Regions from separate parts of the Homo sapiens genome. Here region 2 is linked to region 1. Evidence: chromatin contacts called from ENCODE Hi-C or POLR2A ChIA-PET data. All regions are on one chromosome and are shown on one strand. Each heading gives the region's core, a stretch centred on a gene start or an enhancer-like site at or near the end of the contact. The rest is flanking DNA. Distances are from core to core; before and after follow the strand shown. Region 1 overlaps IL1RAP (interleukin 1 receptor accessory protein). Region 2 overlaps IL1RAP (interleukin 1 receptor accessory protein).

What was found. A loop is a pair of places that touch in the nucleus more often than their neighbours do. ChIA-PET counts read pairs that join two places held with the same protein, here RNA polymerase II (POLR2A). Pooled maps may share reads with other maps.
Region 2: a map of mammary epithelial cell shows a loop between it and region 1 (4-fold over the local background). The contact joins two enhancer-like sites. A Hi-C loop is called at or near these places in 11 of 168 maps with a recorded cell type or tissue (A673, Calu3, MCF 10A and 8 more) and 10 of 50 pooled maps. POLR2A ChIA-PET finds 5 or more read pairs at or near these places in 10 of 52 experiments (A549, A673, AG04449 and 7 more).

Annotation. Positions count from the first base shown.
Region 1 is chr3:190,531,860-190,536,213 of GRCh38, forward strand. All of the region lies in intron 1 of IL1RAP (interleukin 1 receptor accessory protein), which reads left to right. Among named protein-coding and RNA genes, the nearest start is that of IL1RAP, 20 kb to the left of the region's middle. Within about 2 kb of position 1,857, at least 25 of the 41 ENCODE cell types and tissues checked have a DNase peak (open chromatin) inside an H3K27ac peak, as active enhancers do; they include A673, PC-3 and mammary epithelial cell, where a contact is called at or near this core.
Region 2 is chr3:190,564,113-190,568,466 of GRCh38, forward strand. IL1RAP (interleukin 1 receptor accessory protein) reads left to right here. Exons shown (of 12, transcript NM_002182.4): 3 at 177-241. The coding sequence starts at 178. Among named protein-coding and RNA genes, the nearest start is that of IL1RAP, 52 kb to the left of the region's middle. RefSeq lists an enhancer at 1,745-2,944. Within about 2 kb of position 2,444, at least 16 of the 41 ENCODE cell types and tissues checked have a DNase peak (open chromatin) inside an H3K27ac peak, as active enhancers do; they include A673, PC-3 and mammary epithelial cell, where a contact is called at or near this core.

The DNA.
Region 1 (4,354 bases), core at 607-3,106:
CATGGACTTAGGGGAACAGGAGGAGGCATATAGAAATCAAGCTTTCGCAGCAGCCATTAAATGGAATACGTGTAATCGTTCTCAAAGAATACTAGATTGCTGGGGCCAAAGAGGCTAAACCTCTGGCTTTGCAGAAAGGCCTCAGAGGAATATGTTGTGTTTATAAAGTCAGCCAAACCTACCTGTAACTGGCTTTCTAGTTCTGGCATAGTGCACTTTCTGGTATCATGCTGCTTCTCTTGTCTTGGTTCTCACACATGAGTTTTGGCCTAATTGCTCTAGTTTGAGAGAGTCAAAGGCAAGTCTTCTAGTAATGAGGGGAAAAAAGGATAATAGCTAACAAGTTGAAGTGCTTACTGTGTGCCAGGTGCTTTACAAAATTACCTCATATAATCATCTTTCTTTTTTTTTTTTTTTTTTTGAGATGGAGCCTTGCTCTGTCGCCCAGGCTGGAGTGCAGTGGCACCATCTCGGCTCACTGCAAGCTTCGCCTCCTGGGTTCACGCCATTCTCCTGCCTCAGCCTCCCGAGTAGCTGGGACTACAGGTGCCCGCCACCACGCCCTGCTAATTTTTTGTATTTTTAGTAGAGACGGGGTTTCACCGTGTTAGCCAGGATGTTCTCGATCTCCTGACCTCGTGATCTGCCCGCCTCGGCCTCCCAAAGTGCTGGGATAATCATCTTGTCTAATTCCATGTGAGGTGCTTTACTGACCCTGTCCACCAATAAGGAAATTGAGAGTCAATGTGGTTAAGTAGCTTGTACAGCTGTGGAGAAGGACCTGAACCCAGGTCTATATGGCTGTAAAGCTCATGATGAAACCCCGTGCTTTGCCTCCCTGTGCTGAGGCGTGCCGTGCATCCCATGGCCCCTATCCAGTTTGCTTGCACGTACAGCTGAACATCTTATAACAGGCGTTTAGTTAGTACTCTGATGTGTCTGACAGTTCCCTAGAAGCTCAGCTTGGACTGAGCCAGCCCATTTGCGTTTCTGGCCTCTTCTTGCTTCCTTTTCTCCTTTTTCAATTTCCTTTTTCGGCTCAGGCAGCATGGGAGATGCCTTAATCAATTGATGATAGTTCCTTCTGTTTTAATGACATTCTCATTTCCTCAGTATGTTTTTCTCACTTTGAGGGTTGGAGAGGGGAGTAAGGGAACAAATACTTTCAAAAACCCCTAGTCTCCTAGTTTTGAAAGTAAGTTCCATGACGTTATGGAAATGCTGCTTTGAAATACTGGAACTGCTGTATTGAATGCCCATAGGTGTCTGTGAAAGAGGGAACCGTAGGCCCAACATGGCTCGAAAGACTTCATCCAGGATAAGTAGGTTGACATGACAAGGGATTTGGGTCCAGCTCAACATAAAGAGACATTTATTACAATTAGGGCCATATGAAAACTACATTAGTAATGAGTTCACCATCACTAGAGATATTAAAAGAGGGCCTAGACATCTAGTTGGCAAGGATGTCACAGGGAGATTTGAATATTGGAAAAAGGAGTTTGAATCAAAATGACATTTAAAGGCCTTTCCGGCCTTGAGATTCTGTCTTGAATTCACTTAGAAACTTTATATTGGGAATAAAGGTTTCCCCTTGTTATAATTAACACCAACTAGTGATGTCTCCTCCTCCCTCCCCCCTGTGCTTCCCCTGTCTGAACAACTACTCGATTTAAGAAGGGGACTTAGGATGAGGAAGGATGTGGTTCCTTCCCACTTGGCAGCACTCCGTGTCAGAATGGAAGACTTGTGTCTGGGCCTGGCACGGTTCCGTCAGGCCCTCTTACCAGCCCAGTCGTGTCTGTGACCAGAGCACGTGGGAGGTGCACATCCGTGTAGAAAAACCTCCCACTGGCTGCCAGCTCTGGATTTTTGAAATAATTCCTAATGAATGCAGTCTTGCCCAGGCCAAACCTCTTACAGGAATGATGACACACCCTGAAACAAGTCCGAGTCAGGCCAGACAAGCATCCCCTGAAAAATACTCCCTTTGCGGTTGGCAGCATATGAGAAAGTATCTTTGAGAGCCGTTTCTTCTTGCCGTTTCAAAGGAAAGCTGCTTGCAGGCCAGGAGGTCAGGAGTGAAAAACTCCTTTTTTTTTTTCTTCTATTTTTTCTTTTCTTTTAATTGGCTTACTACTCATCTGAAAGCTCTGCTAGTCAAATATGATAATCCTTTGATTTAATGTCAGGATTGAGACAGTTCTCTGGTTCTTGAAGGAAAGAGTGTTGCAATGCTAGGAAGTCTCCAGCAGCTGATTAACAGCTTTGATTTGAAAGAATAAAAAGAAAGATACAAAAACTGGCAGTGGGTCCTACCGATCGGTGCTGCAACTAAGAATGGACAGTATTTAAATAAGATGATCTTTCCCCTCAGGATTTACAGAGACTTCCATAATCTCCAGCCCACTTCATTTTTTTTTTTTAATGTAATGTTACAGCTCGGTATGCTTTGCTCAAATCTATCATGTTTGGATATTTCAAACTAGGAAGTTTCATTCCTTGTAGAAAAGCTTCAGAAACTCACCAGATATTTTAAGTCAGGTCAGTCCAGCTCTTCCCAGGAAATAAAGATGTTAAGAACTTCATAGCTGTAGGGACTCCTTAGAGATCCGATCCAGTGCTGCCTATAGGACCTTGGGCCGAGATTTCCCATGTACACCATAAATCTTCACAAAGTCGTGGGAAAAGAACAGCAACTTCAGCTCCTTTTGCAGCCTGATCATTGCTTCTGGGCCCGAGTAGCTGTCTTCTTTTGATATAGGACCATTGCCTGTTCAGACATGACTCTTTTTCCTGGATACAAATGGTATGTTATTTTTAGGGGGCAGTTATATTTCTTAATAGTTTTCAGAGTTGGTAGACAGGCCTGAACTGGGAATCAAAAGCCATCTTCTCACATTTCCACTAGTGAGTTATTGACCTCATGAAAGTCACCTCTCCTCCCTGGGCCTTTACTTCCCAAATAGTGTTCCAAATAACATTAGTGACTTCTGAGGTCCTGTCTAATTTTCTAGATGTCATCCGGATAAGAAGATAAAGTGTAAGAGAATTAAAAAAAAAAAAAAAAAAAAAGAAAACCAGCAAAGTGAAGTGTGGGGCTTAGGAAAATGAGAGTCCTCTGTTTAAAATATGTCTCAGAGAGCCTTGGTAGCAACAAAGGTCCCAAATATAGGAATCTTAGTCTGTACTGTGTATTGCAGGGTATATGGATTTCCTGTATTTGCCTAAGTTCTATTTGCTAAGAGCTGACTAGAAACATGAATAGTAGTCCTGAGGAAGCTTAAAGATGCTATCACATTCAGTTTACTCATTTGACATATCAACCCTGCGGCCTTTGTTCTGGAGGTACACTGAAACTTGAACTCAAGTCTCCTGCCTGCTTGTGCAATGTGCTTTCAAGTACACTGCCTATTCAGTTTATTTAGCAGTGATGAACGCTTACAGAAACCATCAAGCTATGTTTTGAAAGTTAGTTGATTCAAAACAATAGAGTTTAGTGGTCAGCCAAACAGAAGCAAGGAGATTTGCTAGTTTTGCATATGTGTGTGACTTAGTTTCCCTATTATCCACGTGTTAAACATAAGTTCTTTGTACAGCTCTATTCCTGGCCAACAATTAGTGCTATTTTTTTTCTCTCGGGTTTTAGAAGATCTACCTCCTCCAAACAACAGCAATTAACTACGACTTATAACTCACTCTCAGCTCCCCACCAGGGCCACTTACATTCACATTTCTGATCACAATATTTCTTAAGGTAAATCTTCAGTTCTCTGAGAATGCTGAACAATGAGTGTCTTCTAGCTCAAGTTACAGTTTGTAATGACCAATTTTGTAATTGTGGAACAGCCACAAACACGGTGGCATAAGATTCATGTATCCTGGCTTAATAGCTCAGATTATTTCCAAAAACCCACTGACGTTGGATCAATCATGCTACCTTTGTCCTTTTGTTTTTCTGTCTATTAAGTGCTGTGTTTGGCCCAGTCTTCCTCAGGTCTCCTATGGTCAAGGATCGTGTTTTAACTGTTTTGATAGGTTGTCTTTCTCAGGTGTATTCCATGCTACACTGCTATCATATAGCAAAGATCCTGAGAAATTATACTTTCATGAACAATTCAGGGCTGTGATTTTGAACATGAATTATTTTTCACTGTGCATAATGATGTTCCCAGAACCTATTGAAATACGTAAGACTCTAACGTGAAATGGCCCCAGACCCCCATATTACCAGTTTTTGCTTGTTGGGTTTCTTTTCTTGTTGGGTGTTAGTAGCTCAACTTTCACACCTGCCATCAACATGCCTCCTTATAAAAGCCATTTGTCCTTCATGCAAGTTTGTGACTTCTTCTCT
Region 2 (4,354 bases), core at 1,194-3,693, 33 kb after region 1:
CAGAAACAAAATAAAACCTGTCTTATTGGTTGGTTCTGACAATGAAATTTGTTAATATTGTAAAATTCTTAGAACAGTCCCTAGTCTATAGTCAGCAGGCATGAATGCTAGTTATTATTATTTAAGCCCTTGAAAGTAGTAAGTGATTTCCCTTACCTTTGTATTTATGGTTACAGGATGACACTTCTGTGGTGTGTAGTGAGTCTCTACTTTTATGGAATCCTGCAAAGTGATGCCTCAGGTAAGTGAATGGCTTTTGACAATGTATTAAAATGCAAGTCATGCGTAGGGTAATGAGTCCACTCTTCCTGAAAATGAATTTAAATAAACATAATGTTATTCATGTCCATTGTCTTCTGCGGTAGCAAATAATCATAAAGCAGAATAATAGAATTTTGATGATGGAAAGAACCATTGCTGTCTCTAGTCTTCATGGGATAGAGTACACAGGGGGCAGTGGGCCGCTGTGTTTAAACACAGGTATTTTTCATTACCTTCACACTCAGCCAACTAGAATATTGCTTTTTTCCCTTACCTCAGGTCCTATGGGGGAAAAATGGGAGTGATAATAGCACAATCTGTTTTTCAAATTTGAGCCAGTGGTGGAAAAGTTATCAGTGGTAATAATCCATTGAGATGTTAAATAAAATAATGAGTTTTTGTCATATTGTTTCTATATAGGAAAAAGAAAGGATCTGTCTTTAGACTCATTCTTTCTCTGGATGTTGCTTTATAAGAGGAACCAGCTAAGACCTTTATAGAGTTTGAAAACCAAACTCAGTCATCATGGGCCTGGATCACGTGAAATTAGATATGGAAGAGACTTGCTATTTGAAAGTCCATCTTTTCAGATCTCCTCTTCTTCCCAGAATTATGCCCAGAATCACTCTCTATCTCTGACTATTAATCATTACATTTCAGCCTATGTTTTTGGACTAATCAAATTCTTAGAAAGTTTTTAGTACATAAAACTGAAATTTGTCTCTTTGATTTTAGTATCTAAAACTGAAATTTGTCTCTTTCCAAACATTTACTTGGTTCAACTGTAGGACTGAAAAAAAAAAAAGAAACAAACAAACAAACAAACAAAACAACCAAAACCTAATGCAATGGTTCTCTAATTGTAATGAAGGGAACCTAGAGGTCCTCATTTTATAAAGCTTTTCATGTAAAATTCCCCTGAACACCATAAACCATACTTTACATATCGTTGCTTTAATTCCTTTTCTTTGTGAGAGGGCTTCTGCAATGTTAAGTTAGCTACCATATAACCATGACCTCAGTGTTCTGCAATATATGCCTTCAACTGTTTTTCATATGACATGGATTTGAGCTCTCCTACCATCCTGATCATCTTTTCTGGGTGCGTTTCAGCTTTTCTATGCCACATAAAACATTGTATTAGAAACCAAAAATAGTACTAAAGGAGTGGTATAAGTAGGACAGAGTACAGCTCAGTGCTGAAACTAGCAGTAACTTCTAGCCTTGTTGGCCCTTTGGGGCTTCACAGAGGAATGGCTGTAGATAACCGGAGATGTTATTCGGCTGGGATGCGCTAGGAGACAGCTCCTTGGCTGTTTAGTCCAGCATCTGTCCTGCTTGGTTAGGTGTCGCGTTTGATAGGTGAGTTTCTTGATGTCCTGATTTTCAAATATGTTAAATATAATTCTTGATTTTAGTTTGTTCTTATTTGATTTAGTTCTATGTTTGAATGCTATCTGCTCACAGAGGCTTCCTTGACCATCTTAACTAAAAATCCCTACCAGTCACTCTCTCTCCCTCCATCCTGTTTTAGTTTTCTTTGTAACACTCACATTCCCTGATATTATATTAGCCTTCTTTCTCTTCTCTCCTCCTCCTCCCTCTTCCTCTTCTCTTGTTTCCTCCTCCTTTTCCTTCCTTTTTTTCTTCCTGAACTCCCTGTCCTTCCTCCTTTTCTGCCTCCCTTCTTTCCTTTCTCTCCATCTCTTTTTCTTCCTCCTTCCCTCCCTCTGTCTTGGATTTTAAGCTGCCTGAGGGCAGGAACTTGTTCAGGAACTTTTGTTTGTTATCCAAACACTCAGAATAATACTGACACATAGACACATAGCAGATGCTCAATACATAGGTGTTAAATGGTTGAATACATGTCCCTTTACATCCTTTCCCCTGCCCCCAGACTGTCCAGTTTTATAATGGAACGTGTTTGGGTTCATGCCAGTAATTCATCATGTGGTTTTATGTCCTCCCTCATCCTGAAGGAAGAGGGACAGGTGACTGTGTTACCATTGCTGAAGGATCATGGAGGTTCCAGAAGCTAATGAGTGCTGGTGCCTTCCCAGCAGTCCTGACCATGTTACTTTTCTGAATGACCTTTACTGTAATCCATCCAAGGAGTCCCCAGCCCCCACCTCAAGTGCTGTTGGTAAGAGAGCTTTCTATCCAGGAACTGTGACTCATAATTCTGCCAGGGGAAGCTAACTTCTTGAATAAGATAAGTTCTCATACCAGCCACATTGCGTCACCGTGGGAGCAGGAAACATGTTGTAATCCCCTCAGCCCATCTGGCACGTACTCATTTGCCTTCCTTATGAAGAGGTGTATTGTGTCTGACAGTGATGCCACTTCCTAGTTGGAGGGAGAGGAACAAAAAGGACATGTTGTTGACAAAAACGAAAAGAGCAACTGGCTCTGGGCTAGTGGGGGAAGAAAGAAATCATTGCGCATCTTGAGGGATCAACCAACCTCTCTGCACATGAAAGTATTGCCTTTTACAAGGCATCTGTGGATGCTGACAGATTTGTTGGTCTTTCATGAGGCTCTCCCTGTGCTCAGGTTCCCATCTCAACGGAAACACAGGTTGATGTGAGGAACAAAGCAGAAATGTTCTGAAAACCCTAAAGCAATCTACATGCGTATCATATTAGTAAGACATTTATTTTGTTCTGAGTCCTTCCATGTGGGCCTTTTAAGAGAATCCTCAAATATAAAAAAGAAACCATAAAAGCATAAGAACTTAGCGCCATGCAATGTGTTTTCACACGCAGTGAACTGGCCGTGAAGTCATACGATTCTGACTTCCGATCATGATTTTTCTGGTAGCAGTACTGTGATCCCCTTATCCCCTCAGGAATGGGGGAGCAACATTTTCATCTTAGGTGATGATAAAAGCAAATGATTTTTTAAGAAAGCTTTATTTCCCTTTAAGGAATTAAAGCTTGGATAATTATAATAGCGATTCTATAATTATAATGTGCTAGTTATAGTAATAATAATAAAGCTCCCTTTGCTTAAAAAAGCAGTTTGCATTGTACATATTCAATGTCAGTCTCACACCCAAACCATGGGGTAGTCAGAGCTGTTGTAACTACCTTTGTTGGGTAAGACAAGTTAGGATCAAAGTATTTAATTGTATTACTCGAAGTCACACAGCTATACTTAGCATGCTTGTGACTTCAACGAGTTTCTGGATTCCTGACATCCATATTATTTTTACGAAATATGCTCCAGTTGGGGTCTATTAGAATATAAATTACTAAGAAAAAAGATTAAGATCTAAGGGATCACAGGTAATCATTTTGCAAACTGTTGAAGAACCACTCTGTGATAGGTTTCTATGCTTTGTAGGTAAGGTATATCCTTACACGCTTATCCTGCCCCCTCACAGCACTGAAACATTTTCTTCAGGAGGAAAATGATTGTAATACAAAATTCAAACCCAATATTCCTTTTTTTGCTTATTATAGTATTAAATATTTTCACTAATAAACTCGAAGAAGTTCTGTTTGTAAGACTTCGAAATGGAAACTTCAGCTCAATACACGTCTCTTTTGCTGTGCCTCATTGGCAGTGTGTCAGGAAGCTGAACTGTTAAAAGCTGCCTTTGGAGTAGACATAAATTTTGGAACCTGTGATCCCAAGTTGAGGAGGTAATAAAAATAGCACCATATAGAATATAGTGAATTTAAAAAATATTACCATATCAAAATTATTTGCTGGACAAATCACATGAAAAAGAGAGTACACTGCCACCCCAAAATGCAGGCACACACACGGATCTTTGAGAAAGATTTTATTTCAAAGTCAACAGTTGACTGTGTGCCAGGTGCAGGGCTGGATTTCACACACATTATCAGGAACTTCGCAGGAACCATTGTACAGGGGTAGGGGCTGGAGACTCTTCTACCTGTTTGATAGTTTAGGAAATGAAGATCCAGGGAGGTGGCCCAAGTGCTCATGATAGCCTGGCTTGCCTGATAGAGCCAGGCTGCCTTGACTCCAGAAACAGTGCTCTTTTTTATTTTTCCATACTATAATTGCCTTTCTTTAGGACTGTGCTCTGCTACTAGAAGTAAGATCCTCTGATTCCTTTTCC